Linked DNA regions of Homo sapiens: region 1 is linked to region 2. A link is a loop called in an ENCODE intact Hi-C map of the cell type or tissue named here. Cell type or tissue: endothelial cell of umbilical vein. All regions are shown on one strand.

Evidence for each region. Hi-C counts contacts between places; a loop is a spot of excess contacts. Peaks named below come from ENCODE experiments on the same cell type or tissue, not always from the same donor. Only the 100,000 strongest peaks of a DNase experiment are listed, where the experiment ranks them.
Region 1: a loop joins it to region 2, with 2.8 times the contacts of the local background. A loop is called at or near these places in 1 of 110 quality-filtered maps.

Annotation. Positions count from the first base shown.
Region 1 is chrX:101,023,222-101,027,221 of GRCh38, reverse strand. It overlaps TRMT2B (tRNA methyltransferase 2B), which reads left to right. Exons shown (of 14, transcript NM_024917.6): 8 at 3,606-3,752. Among named protein-coding and RNA genes, the nearest start is that of TRMT2B, 27 kb to the left of the region's middle. In endothelial cell of umbilical vein, no CTCF peak of the experiment used is centred here; a DNase peak (open chromatin) is centred at 1,871; H3K27ac peaks cover 962 bases.
Region 2 is chrX:100,893,885-100,897,884 of GRCh38, reverse strand. It overlaps a transcript of XKRX not described here. Among named protein-coding and RNA genes, the nearest start is that of NOX1, 22 kb to the right of the region's middle. RefSeq lists an enhancer at 1,991-2,492. In endothelial cell of umbilical vein, a CTCF peak has its summit at 2,342 (motif pointing left); no DNase peak of the experiment used is centred here.

The sequences.
Region 1 (4,000 bases), 130 kb before region 2:
AAGGTTTCCCTGGGAGCCAGAGGAAGAAAGTAAACAGAGAAGGAGTGGCTTATCACCTGTGCCCAATGCTTGCCGATAGGTCAAGGAAGTGAGGACTTAGAGTGGACCATTGGATTTCATAACAAGGAGGTTGGGGGTGACCTTAATGTGTACTGTTTTCGCGGAGTAGTGGTGACTTGATTCAGATGGGTGAGTAGAAGGAGAAGAATGGGAGGCAGTGAATAGGTTCAGTTCTTGTGATTAGTTTTACGACAAAGAGGAGCAGAGTTGGGGAATATAGGGTCAAGAAGATTCCTTTTTTATTCTGCTTAAAATGGGAGAGTAAAAGCAATCTGATAGTATATTGATGGGAATGATCCAGTACTGAGCGAAGGCAATGATGGTGCAGGAGAGAGAAGGGAGAATTGTTGGAAACAATGAACCTAAATAAGCTTATGCCTTTTTAATTCCTTTGTTTCATTTTAGTAGGATTTTCACTTAGTAGGATTTTTAGGTGGAATATTCTGTTATTTTAGGTGGAATATTCTGTTATTTTAACCAGAAGTTCCCTTTAATCTTAATACTTACTTAAGCATTCCCATATAAGAACAGGAGTTTCAGTTTCCATCTTACAGTGAAGAAACCAAGACCCTAGGTCATACAGTGGAGAAGCTGCATTTCATATTTACCCATTATCTTTTAGGTCAAGCTCAGTTTTTCAATTACCATCCTTCCAGAACCTATATGACTTTTTTTTTTTTTTTTTTGAGACGGAGTTTTGCTCTGTCACCCAGGCTGGAGTGCTGTGGTGTGATCTCGGCTCACTGCAACTTCTGCCTCCTGCGTTCCAGCGATTCTCCTGCTCAGCCTCCTAAGTAGCTGAGATTACAGGTGTGTGCCACCACGCCTGGCTAATTTTTGTACTTTTAGTAGAGATGGAGTTTTACCATGTTGCCCGGGCTGGTCTCAAACTCCTGACCTCAGGTGATCCACCTACCTGCCTTGGCCTCCCAGAATACTGGGATTATAGGCGAGAGACACTGCACCAGGCTTTATATGATATTTGAATCTTGCTTCCAAAAAGCATTTCTTTCTAACCAGCCAGTAAACAACAGTTGAACTAGTCAGAATTTCTTTCTTCCTTCCTCTCTTTTTTTCTTTCTTTCCTTCCTTCCTTCCTCCCTCCCTCCCTCCCTTCCTTCCTCCCTCCCTTCTGTCCTTCTCTCTCTTTCTGTCTCTCTTTCTTTCCCTCCCTCCCTTTCTTCTTCTTTCTTTCTTTCTTTTCTTTCTCTTTTGATGGAGTCTCACTCTCGCCTAGGCTGGAGTGCAGTGGCACAATCTCAGCTCACTACAACCTCCAGGTTCAAGCGATTCTTCTGCCTCAGCCTCCCAAGTAGCTGGGATTACAGGTGCCCGCCACCATGTCTGGCAAAATTTTGTATTTTTAGTAGAGACGGGGTTTTGCCATGTTGGTCAGGCTGGTCTTGAACCCCTGACCTCAAATGATCTGCCCACCTCGGCCTCTCAAAGTGCTGGAATTACAGGTGGGAGGGATCACGCCCAGTGGAACTAGGCTTTCTTTAAATCACCAACCTTAAAATTTGAAAACTATGTTGAGTAAAAATCAAGGACATCTTATATGAAATTATAGCAAAAGTGATCAAGTACAACCTTAATTGATCTTACCTCTCAGGTAGCACTGTTTTTTTGTATAATTCCCCCCTTTACTACATAATTTGTGGTTTGTTTGAGAACCCAGTGGACCCAGAACACATGCATTATGAGAACAAAAGGACCTAGTAAATCAGATGGTGTTTCCTGTTATGGCAGCAATTGGCTTTAAGGATTTTTGAGATCACAACAACTAAATCAGGATTGCATTTGACTTGTATATACCAGGAGGAAATGGAGGATCTGACTAAGCCATAATATAGTTGGTACCAGGTTATATGAAAAAATATAGAAATGATGTGCTTATATCAGGACATTAAAAGTAAGAGTGGAATCATAGCAGCTTAGTAATACATTAGGAATTCACAGAAAGGGAAGATTATTTTCCATAAATAAACTGAAGTTCTAAATAAGAATACCTTTCCTGTTCAGTCATTCATAAAATTTTTCAATAATATTTATTGAACACATATGTCAGACTAAGGAAACAACTCTAGCTCCATGGAGCTTACAGTTCAAGATATAATTGATAGCATCCTCTGTAAAGTTACAGGGCAGGGATCATGATTCTTTTTTTTTTTTCCGAGACACAGGTTGCCCAGGTTGGAGTGCAGTGGTAAGATCTCGGCTCACTGCAGCCTTGACCACCTGGGCTCAGGCGATCCTCCCACCCCACCTTCTTGAGTAGCTGGGGCTACAGGCGTGTGTCACCATGCCTGGCTAATTTTGTTGTTGTTGTTGCTGTTTTTTTGAGATAGAGTCTCACTCTGTTGCCCAGGCTGGAGTGCAGTGGTGCGATCTTGGCTCACTGCAACCCGCCTCCTGGGTTCAAGCAATTCTCCTGCCTCAGCCTCCCAAGTAGCTGAGATTACAGGTGCCTGCCCTGATGCCCGGCTAAATTTTGTATTTTTAGTAGAGACGGGGTTGCCATGTTGGCCCAGCTGGTCTCGAACTCCTGACCTCAAAGTGATCCACCCGCCTTGGCCTCCCAAAGTGCTGGGAATATAGGCTTGAGCCACTGCACCCGGCCTAATTTTTTTTATTTTTTGTAGACAGGCCATGTTGCCCAGGTGGTCTTGAACTCCTGGACATAAGCAATCCTCCCACGTTGGCCTCCCAAAGTGCTAGGATTACAGGTTTGAGCCACTGTGCCCAGTCAATCATGTTTCTTATATCACTGTATTTGTCTGCAAGGGCTGCCATTACAAAATACGGCAGACTGAGTGGCTTAACAGAAGTTTATTTCCTCCTTGTCTGGAAGCTAGCAAGTCTAAGATCAGAGTCTCCACTGATTTGGTTTCTGCTGAGACCTCCCTCCTCGGCTTGCATAGACACCTTCTTGCTGTGTCCACACATGGTCTTTTTCTTTGTGCACCCAACCTTGGTGTCTCTGTGTGTCCACATTTTCTCTTATAAGGACAGCAGGCATGGTGCGGTGGCTCACGGCTGTAATCCCAGCACTTTAGGAGGCCGAGGCAGGAGGATCACCTGAAGTCAGGAGTTTGTGACCAGCCTGGCCAACATGGTGAAACCTCGTGTCTACTAAAAATACAAAAATTAGCCAGGCTTGGTGGTGGGCATCTGTGATCCCAGCTACTCAGGAGGCTGAGGCAGGAGAATTGCTTGAACCCGGGTGGCGGAGGTTGCAGTGAGCCGAGATCATGCCACTGCACTCCAGCCTAGGTGACAGAGTGAGACTCCGTCTGAAAAATAAAAAATAAAAAAAGGACATCAGTGAGATTGGATTAAGGCCTGCCTTAACTGCCTCATTTTAAGTAAATCACCTCTTTAAAGGCCCTGTCTCAAAGTATAGACACATTTTGAGTACTGGTGGTTAAGGCTTCAACATAGGAATTTTTGGGGGACACAATGTAACACAAACAATCACCTAGCATGAGTAAACAGCTGTGAAACTTGCTAGTTTTGCTTGTGTAATAATTCGGTTCTCTTCCTAGTACTATGAAGTATTCCTTCGACAGTCTCCATTGGAGCCCTGCCTTGTATTTCATGAAGGTGGATACTGGCGTGAGCTCACAGTCCGCACCAATAGCCAAGGGCACACAATGGCTATCATCACTTTCCATCCCCAGAAATTAAGTCAGGTGAGCCTCACAAGATGTTAAGCAACCTTAACTTTTACTACTACTAACTATAACTGTAATTGGTTTTTTGGAAGTTTCAGGGCATATAGCAGAAACAGTACATCCACAGAATATTTGTGTCAATTGGGGAGAGGGGTTAGGGATGAGGAGAAGATGGCAAGGATACTATTTAACCATACTGCTCGCATAATCAAACCACAGAGACTGTGGCTAGGCTGCCAAGTTAATTACCATGTGAGAACTCCCAA
Region 2 (4,000 bases):
TTTTTGACAGAATCCCAGTAATCTTTGATAGCTTCCTTGCTTTCTGCTGCAAGATGTCCTAGGCTCATCTCATACATTTACTGACCCCGACCTGGATAGCAATTTCTCCAAAGGATTCTGACTCCTTCAGTGGGAAATGGTATTGAAAGACCAAAGGCTGGGTGCTAAAGGTCTTTTTTTTTTTTTTTTTTTTTGCTGTTGAGTTGTCATTGCTTCTGGGCTTTTCGGTAGAAAGAACTAGGAAACACACACACACACACACACACACACACACACACACACACACACACATATATATATTTGTGGGATTTTTTTTTTTTTGCCCAGGCTGGAGTGCAGTAATGTGATTTCAGCTCACTGCAACCTCCACCTCCCCGGTTCAAGCGATTCTCTTGCCTCAGCCTCCCGAGTAGCCAGGACTACAGGCATATGCTACTATACCCAGCTAATTTTTGTATTTTTTGGTAGAGACAGGTTTCACTATGTTGGCCAGGCTAGTCTTGAACTCCTGACCTCATGTGGTCCACCTGCCTTGGCCTCTCAAAGTGCTGGGATTACAGGTGTGAGCCACCGCATTTGGCCGAAAAAGATATTTTTAAATGTGAAAAATATAATGAGTTTATAAAGCTATTTCCAATTCAAATTTAATGGTACAGGGTTTTACCCAATTTCTTTATCTTGTACTTGTGTCTTTTTTCTCTTACCCTGACAATCTTTGTTTCTAAGTATATTAACTTCATACTTATTTGCTTAATTCTAAACAAACCAATAATAATTTAAAAATAACAATACCAATATTACTATTAACATTAAGACTATGGAAAGCAGTTTAAGATTTCTTTGTGCTTCATTTTGTCCTTAGATCATATATCATTAGGGATGTACGGTCAAAATATTGTTTTAAAGTAATTTGAAGGTATTCTATTTGTATGATTATGCCACCAACTTGATAAACAGTGAAGTTCATTTGTTTCAGTTTGTTTTTAGTTTTTTGGGATTGATTCTTATTTTCCCTTTGAGTTAATATTATTAAAAATTTTTTCTAATAATTTTTTTACATAGGGTGTCACTCTGTCTCCCAGGCTGGAGTACAGTGGCACAATCACGGCTCACTGCAGCCTCAAACTCCCGGGCTCAAACAATCCTCCTGCCACAGTCTCCTAAAATGCTGGTATTACAGGCGTGAGCCGCTGTGCCTGGTCACTTAATTTTATTTTTAATTATGCTTCCAAAGATGAAACTAGTTAACAAGATACATCCAGAGAAATTTAGCTTCCGTTCCTATTACTTCATCCTGTTCCCTCCTTCCCCCAGTTTTGTAAGATTGTGGTTCATACTTTTAATGTTTCTTATTTAAAAATATAAGCAAATATATGTATAACCACACATGTATGTGTGTATTTCCCTTTTTGTACACAAAGATGATACATGATAAAAACTGTTCTTTACCTTGATTTTTTTCACTTCATACATCCAGAGATCATTCCATGTGAATATATGAGAATTATTTTCCTTTTTACAACTGTGTATTACTCCATTATGTGGTTATATTGGGTTTTTTCAGTCTTTTAATATTATAAATAATGCCAATAAATAGCACTGGGCATATGTCATTCTGCATTTTTTTCCAGTATGTCTTTGGAATAGATTCCAGGAAGTGAGATTGCTCTATGTATTAACAAGTTCCCCTCCAAATGGGCTATACAATTTTGCATTCCCAGCAGCAATGTGTGAGGGAATCCAGGTCTTTTTATATCTTTCCACAGAGCCAGTGTGGACCAAATTGGTAACTCTGAGTTTTATGGCCTGGGAGAGACTTCACCTCCCTCACCACTCATCCCACAGAAATACACCACAGCTCACATCCTATTATTTTTCCTATTACATACCCTGTGCTTAAAACAAATGGGTTGCCTAGCAGGAATGAGCAACCCTTTGTGGCAAGCCTTGTCTTGTTATGAGCCACTTCTCAAGTTTGCCTGGCTGCCTGTGGCTGAGGAAGGTTCTGAAACATGTTAAACAGCCCTGACAGCCTGATTGCTAATGAGTCTACATTGTCAGCTGTCTACACTAACCAAGTGATCTCGCCCATGAACCTGTGTCTGGAGGGTATACCCCAGTATACACAAGGCAGAATGGAACATCAGATGTTCATCTTTCTGCTTCTCTGAAGTGCTTGCTTTCTATTCATTATTACCAACATTGAAATAGACCCAATGGAGGCCCCGCAAGACAGACCCATCATTGTTTTTGTTGTTGATCTTTCACCTGTGGTGCTGGCCTTCACTTCCATTTGCTGCCTCTCCCTGTGTCTCCTTGGAGCTCTCGCCATCTTGTGGCAGGTCAGCAGGCTTCAGAACGGAAATGTCGACTTTACCTAAGTGTGAAGAAAATCAAATCCAAACTCCTTACCATGCTATACTGTATATGTGCAATGTATACTGTTCATAATTTGCTTCAAAATGCTTCAGTACCAGCTGTGTGATATACCTTATTTCATCTATTCTAAAATGCATATCTTTTTCACTTTTAATCACCTCTGAAATTAGGATGAATTTTACCATTAATAATATGTCATAATTTAATTAACAGCAAATTTTCTTTCTGGGTGCAGAAAAGAATGATGAGTCTTACAACCTATGACATTTTGGATTCATGAATTAATTATTTAACAAAATATTGTGTCTGTCTATGAAATGATCTTTTGAAATACCAGCCTAGGCTGGGGACAGTGGAGGTAGGAAGAAGGGGTGGATTTAGTATATACTTTGAAGTGGAGGAGAAACCGGTAATGTTTATTCATACTGATAAACAATTTTTACAATTCATTGTTAATTAGTTTTAATCCACACTCTGGGGGTGGTTAGTTAACATCCGAATTATTCTAATCAGGAATACATACTCAGGAGTGATTAGTTATTATTTGAAAGATCCTACTCAGGTGTTTACATCCCAGAAGTAATTATACCCCAGGATATTCACTTTTTCCTGTCTGAACTTGCACTAACTCAGAAATTCTTATACTTTATTTTTGCCATGGTCCCCTTTGGCCAACTGGTGAACCCATTTCAGAGTCATGCTTTTAATACCCAAAATAAAATACATAGGATTACAATCAAAACCAATTGTGTAAGCCTGTAGTTACAGCACTTTGGGAGGCTGAGGTGGCAGGATTGCTTGAGGCTAGGAGTTTGAGCCAGTCTGAAGAACATTGGAAGACCAGCCCCCCATCCCATCCCACTCCTCCCCACTGCCTCTACAAAACATTTAAAAATTAGCTGGTCATGTTGCTGTGCACCTGTGGTCCCATCTACTTGGGAGGCTGATTACTCCCCTGCCATCGCTTGAGCCCCGGGAGTGGAGGCTGCAATGAGCTATGGTTACACCACAGGCTGAAAAAAACATAAATGCATTCAAATGCAGATATCAAAATATTAAAGATGCAATTTATGACATTAACATGTGCTTCTTCACCCTCAGGTTTATTAAGGTATGATTGACAAAATTGTATATATTTATGGTGTACAGCATGATGTTTTGATATCTGTATGTATTGTGAAATGACCAAGTCAAGCTAATTTAAATATAATTATCTCACGTACTTATTATTATTATTTTGAGACAGAGTCTCGCTCTGTTGCCCAGACTGGAGTGCAGTGCCGCAATCTTGGCTCACTACAACCTCCCCCTGCCGGGTTCAAGCAATTCTCCTGCCACAGCCTCCTGAGTAGCTGGGATTACAGGCATGCGCCACCATGCTAGGCTAATTTTTGTATTTTTAATAGAGATGGGGTTTCACCATGTTGGTCAGGCTGGTCTCAAACTCCTGACCTTGTGATCCGCCTGCCTCGGCCTCCCAAAGGGCTGGGATTACAGGCATGAGCCACCGCACCCGGCCTACTTTTTAAAAAATTTTTATTTTAGATTCAAGTAGTACATGTGTATGTTTGTTACATGGGAATTAAATGTGTAATGGTGAGGACTGGGCTTCTAGTGTACA